Linked DNA regions of Homo sapiens: region 1 is linked to region 2. Evidence: chromatin contacts called from ENCODE POLR2A ChIA-PET data. All regions are on one chromosome and are shown on one strand. The core of a region is the stretch at or near the end of the contact, and the rest is flanking DNA. Distances in the headings are between cores, read along the strand shown.

Region 1 (2,700 bases), core at 186-2,685, 120 kb before region 2:
TCCCCTAACTTTGACTCGTATAAACACATTAAGGAAAGGAAAGGTTGAAAGGATGTTCCCACACTCAAGGAACTTGTACAACCAAGTCAAGCGAGGCAAGTCAAGAAGAAAACAGAACCCCAATCATTTCTCCAGATGCTCTGAATCACCTCCAGGGCACAGGCATAGATGTTCCCCAACCCTGAATGCTACAGCAAGTGCATATCTACTTACAGCAGATTTGTAAACAGATCTATTCTCCACTTAAAAACATTTTTTCAAGACCAGTGATTAAAAATGTAAAAACTAAAGCCTGAAAAAATATCAGTTCCCCTTGCAGAGCCCAGTGTTAAAATATAAACTCCGATGAGTGATTAGAAAAACACCACAGAAATAAATATACATATACATACATGTGTATTTTTTTCCAGTAGATTTTGGCCTTTTAATGACATTTGTTCATGAGAAAAAGAAATTCGCTTGTCCCAGCACCATAACCCCACCAACCTTCATGGGTGTTCTGCAAAAAAAGGTCCCACAGAGACCAAGAATATGGTGACATTTGGTGCTCTTCGATCAGAGTGTGAATATCACCCGTTTTCTCCTTTTAGCTCTTGCAATAAAAATATTCTCAGGCACGAATCACAATGGCACGGGCTACAGCCCCTCCTCATGGAGTGTGATTCTCTCTGAGCCTCGCCTTCTGCTGCGTTTGAAGGAACCTCTCCCAGGACCGAGTAGCCCTGCTGGATCATCCTTTGCACTTTGGAATCAAAAGAAAAGAAACCAGAATGGGTGTCCATAACTACAGAGGTGTTGAAGTCATAAAGGGCTCAGGAGGATGGTGCAACTCTGGCCACAGTGGAGCACACTCACAGGGCAGCCAAGGAGACCCCTCTGGAGGAAAGTGGAGTTAATTAGACTTTTTATGCACATACACATGCTGGCTTCACACATTTAAAAAATAGACCCATGCTCAGCAAAAGGCCTATTTTAACACTGTCTTGTAAAAACCACATAGACGAATACTCTATCTCCTTTCTAGCAGCAACCCTGGCTCTAGACACTTGCTGATTTTAGCTATTTAAGCCTTAAGAATAAAGATGTCATGTGCAAAGTGCTCTGAAAGCATTAAAAACAAAACAACTTTCACTCCTACAAGAAGTACTGAGCACCAATGAATTAACGCATTTAATAATTAATTGGCATCCTTGGAGGAAACTGTCCCTCTGTAATGTAGCCACTGGGCTGCTGTGAAAAAAGATTCCAATTTATATTTGTTGAACAAATGATTTGATTAGTGACCAAAGTAAGGAGGAGTGAATGTTTTCCAAGCATGAGCTTTTCCACATGGCCTGGGTCAGCCACCGTACAGCAAGGCTGGCATGGGGCCAAGAGCCCTCTTGCCAATGAGACTAGACGTCTCTGAAGAGCCACCATACACCCAATGCCGAGAGAGTTCCCCAAACAAAAGCCAGCCACGGAGTTCAACAACTGGCTTGCCATGGCACCATATGCTCCACAATATTGTCCTGCTGCAACAGTGGGGCCTGTCTTCAGTGTCCCCATGTGCTGCACAGCTGTCAGCCCAGGAGCTGTTTTATCATTATTTTCACTGTTTTATTACTTTTCTGGGAATTCAAATCAGTGTAACCACGCTTGATGCGCCGGTGAAAAATGCTATCTCCCTCCCCCTTCTCCTTCAACCTAATGAATTGCCTTTTTTCATAACAAAGAGTAATGAGCACCAAACCACATAATATTTATTCAAGGAACAAAAGACTTAAGAATGGGGTGGCAGGAAGAGGAGCAACTCCTGGGTGTGGACAGAAGAAAAGCTGGACGTTATAACAGAGCCCCTCACACTGATCTCTGGTGACAGTGGGTTCAATTTATAGGGAAATCCAAACCTTTTGGCTCTCCCCACTCATTCCTGGGAGGGGCTTCCTTCAAGCAATTCCCTAGTTCATGTGTAGAGACCCTGCTGCTGAGAGGTGGCAGGAGCCAAATGTAATTCATCCCATAGCCTTGACTGTGAAGTGTCTGCACATTTTATTTTTCAGTGAAATTCCCCTAAAAAGCCTCCTCTTGCCTCTCTCATAAGCAATAAGCCCAGTATATCCCAAAATGTTCTAGATACATCCCTTCCCCTCCTCCCCCACCGCATATTATCATGACCTCCATTGTGGATGAGGGCATAATTTAACCCAGGGAGAAAGGGCCACAGAAATAATGGCGATACTGGAGCCGTGTTTATCTCAGATGACATGAATCTTAACCCTCCCCACTTTGTGCCATAATCAACCGCTTATACTTTGTCAAGTTTTCTTATTAGTCCAGAAAATACAAAATAATGTACGATATTAGGAGTAATTTAACCGAACCCATGGTTAATCTCCCTCTTTATAGACATGGGCAGTGTTTAATCATTCCCTTTGCAAAGGATCCCCAAATTGGGAGAGGCTGGATGGATGACTAAGTCAAGTTGGTGCAAAATGAGTCACGTTTCTTGAAGGTCACTTCCCCAAATGTATGAGCCACCAAAGGGAAAGGAAAACTATTTCTTAAGGTAAGCTAGCTATTAAACAAAGATTCCTCAAAAAATGATAAACAATGATGCTAAGAAAGAGGTTAAAGTTAAAGGGCTATGTGAACAACCTTAGGAAATTTAGCACCAGTGGCTGGGTTGCTTTTTCTTCCTCCCATTTCATTATTCAGTAT
Region 2 (2,700 bases), core at 23-2,522:
GCAAATGGGGGAGCCAGGGTCTGCCTCCCAAGCCTGGGTGATAGGGCTCTGTCAGAACTCTCCAAAAGAGAAGGGGCATAAATCACAGGTCTATCCAGGGAGCGGAGGGAGAGGGGGAGTGCCCCACACAGTCACAGCAGCAGGGCAGGAGGAGGATGGGGGCTGGGGGCAGCGGAGGACAGATGGGAGCTCCTGTTAGGAGCCACGTTTCCTCGGCTGGGAACCCCTACTGCTGAGTCTCTGCAACAGCGATGCCAGGTCTGTCTCAAGGGCGGCAAACTGTGCCTCTCCCTCCTCCTGCAAGGAGAGTCGGGTTGTTCATAATGATAGGTACTCTATGCCAGGCTTCCTGCCAAGTTAAGAACCACTTTTTAAAAATCTTCACAACATTCCTAGGAAGTAAGTATTATTCCCCGCATTTGATAGCTGGGGAGGTGCGGAGTTGGGGACTTTAGGAACATCCTCAAGGTCACAGAGCTCCAGGGTGTCCATGCTCACGTTTCAATCCAGGCTTCTGACTTTAGGGCCAGCAGAACTCTTTAACATCATGTTCCACCAGGCAGAGGTTGGGGGGTCAGGCGACCACATGGGCCGTTCATCTTTGCAGGAACTGACAGCGTTAGCCCCGACACAGAGGGCATGGGCCCCGCGGCTCCACCGGGAAGGGGGCTCGCCCGCCGGCCCGGGCACCCCCTGGTGGGGCCTCCCGCTCTCGGGCTCGGGCAGAACCCGCTGCTCAGGGGCCCGCGGTCAGGTCAAGGAATCCTCCTGTGGGCCTCGGCATTCCTCGAGGGGAGGGCGACTCCCGTCGGGCGGGCCTGCGCTCGGGGTGGGTCCGGGCTCCGCGGCCGGGATGGGTGAGCTGGGGAGGGAGGCGCCCAGGCTCGGGCAGGCGTCAGGCGCCGCGGCGCGTGGGGCTGTGCACGCGGTCACCATTTTCCTCCTGCTGGTCTGTGTGTCCCTCCGGCGGGAGCCGAGGCCGGCTAGGCCGCAGCAGCCCCGCGCCCAGGGAGAGAGGAGGAGGGGAAGAGGCCGAGGGCGCCCTGCTCCTGGGTCGCCGAAGCCCCGGAGGCTTTGTGTATTCGGAACCGGATTCACCACCTCCCCCGCCACCCCCGCCTCCCATTCCCGCTTTCTTTTTCCCTGACCGAAGTCCCAGTAGAGTATCCAGCAATTAGCACGCGAGGAGGGGGTGGAAGGCGGCGGCGGCGGCAGGGGTGGGGGCGGCGAGACCCCGGCTCTGGGCTCGGCCCCGCGCTCCGCCTGCGCTGCCTTCGTGCGCCACCTACCGGCTGCTCGGGGCTGCTGCGGCGGCCGCCAGAGCTGTTCCTAGGCGGATCTTGATCTCCGTGGACAATAGACAATGGGATTTTTTTTTTGGAACAATGATTTATTTTTGGGGGTGGGGATAAGGAGGAAGGAGGGAGGGAGGGAGGAAGCAGTAGTGTGTTTGTCATCGCTTTAGAAAAAAAATCTCTGTTCTATCATTGTTTCTGCATATCCATTATATTGAGGACAAAAGAATCCCGTTCTGGAACAACAAAGCCAAGGGAAATGTTTTCTGTGGCTGACATTTAATTGTGTGCACAAGGTGCTACATTATCATGGGGAGAGATTGTAGAAAAGAATAGGGCAAGCCTCGGTTCAAAAGCCTGACTTTTCTGCTTTAAGATGTGAGCTTACATGTGCCCCATTTTAGATTGTCTCATATATCTCCACTCATGTTATACACGACGCACAATTCTCCGTTTCCTTATAGTTTTCCAACCCACCGCAAGCATTCCTTGCGGATTATTTTTGCACCACTTCCAAGGTCTATTCCTTTTACAGTTAACAGGGATCATCATGTTTTGCTTCACAACCTCTCTACATGTTTCTTTTTTAGAAGCTGTTAGGGACCTTGGAGAACACGTAGTCCAACCCTCTCATTTTACAGATGAAAGAGGTAGAATGCCTAGTCCAAAGTCACACAAATAATTAGAGAGGGAGGCAGGACCAGACCTCTTGTTTCCTAATCCCTGGTCCCTACGACCTGCTATTTGATGTCCTAATGCCCAGCACTCCTGGACTTGCTCATTCCATGGCCTCCTTTCTGGCAGGAGAAACCCCCTCACAGCGAGTTGTGTTCCACAAAGATGGGTGCTAATTCAGGCCGAGGGGACAGAAGTACAAGCTTCCTGGCTTGGTAATCCCTTTTACCCCCCTTTCTGCCCCACCACCTCTGTAGCGTGAAGAAGGGGAACAGTGTGGGTGTCATCTTAATTTATTCATTTCATTATTTTGCTGTGATAAGTTAATATGTAAAACCTATTGCAGTTGTCCCCAACTCTCCAGAAAACATTCTCCCCTGGGATGCAGGGACTGAGCGCCACCTCTGATACTGGGCTAAACCAGAAGCATAACAAGAAATGTGTTCCATCTTTGGAAATTGTACTCAGTGGTCTCTTGGCAAAGGTGGTTTGCCCTTGGGAACTTAAATGATATGGATTTCTTTCTAAGGCTCATGAAAAATCCTTGGGAAGAGGCAGATAGCTGATCATGCTGTAGAACAGAGACATTTTTCTTATGCCACCTTCCAAAACACTACAACAGACGGCGCTCCCCTTTAAACTATTACTGTGTCACACTGAGACAGAAGAATTTTCAAGTTTTAAATGAGAAGCTCAGTAAACATCTTTGCACATCCAAAATGAGTCAACC

What was found. ChIA-PET counts read pairs that join two places held with the same protein, here RNA polymerase II (POLR2A).
Region 1: POLR2A ChIA-PET joins it to region 2 with 16 read pairs in Panc1. The contact joins two enhancer-like sites. POLR2A ChIA-PET finds 5 or more read pairs at or near these places in 6 of 52 experiments (MCF 10A, OCI-LY7, Panc1 and 2 more).

The regions. Positions count from the first base shown.
Region 1 is chr4:140,134,241-140,136,940 of GRCh38, forward strand. The region is part of intron 1 of MAML3 (mastermind like transcriptional coactivator 3); the gene reads right to left. It overlaps MAML3-AS1 (MAML3 antisense RNA 1), which reads left to right. Exons shown (of 5, transcript NR_147610.1): 3 at 1-882; 4 at 2,389-2,548. Among named protein-coding and RNA genes, the nearest start is that of MAML3-AS1, 7.6 kb to the left of the region's middle. Within about 2 kb of position 1,436, at least 10 of the 41 ENCODE cell types and tissues checked have a DNase peak (open chromatin) inside an H3K27ac peak, as active enhancers do.
Region 2 is chr4:140,252,064-140,254,763 of GRCh38, forward strand. No RefSeq gene overlaps it. Among named protein-coding and RNA genes, the nearest start is that of MAML3, 99 kb to the left of the region's middle. Within about 2 kb of position 1,273, at least 28 of the 41 ENCODE cell types and tissues checked have a DNase peak (open chromatin) inside an H3K27ac peak, as active enhancers do.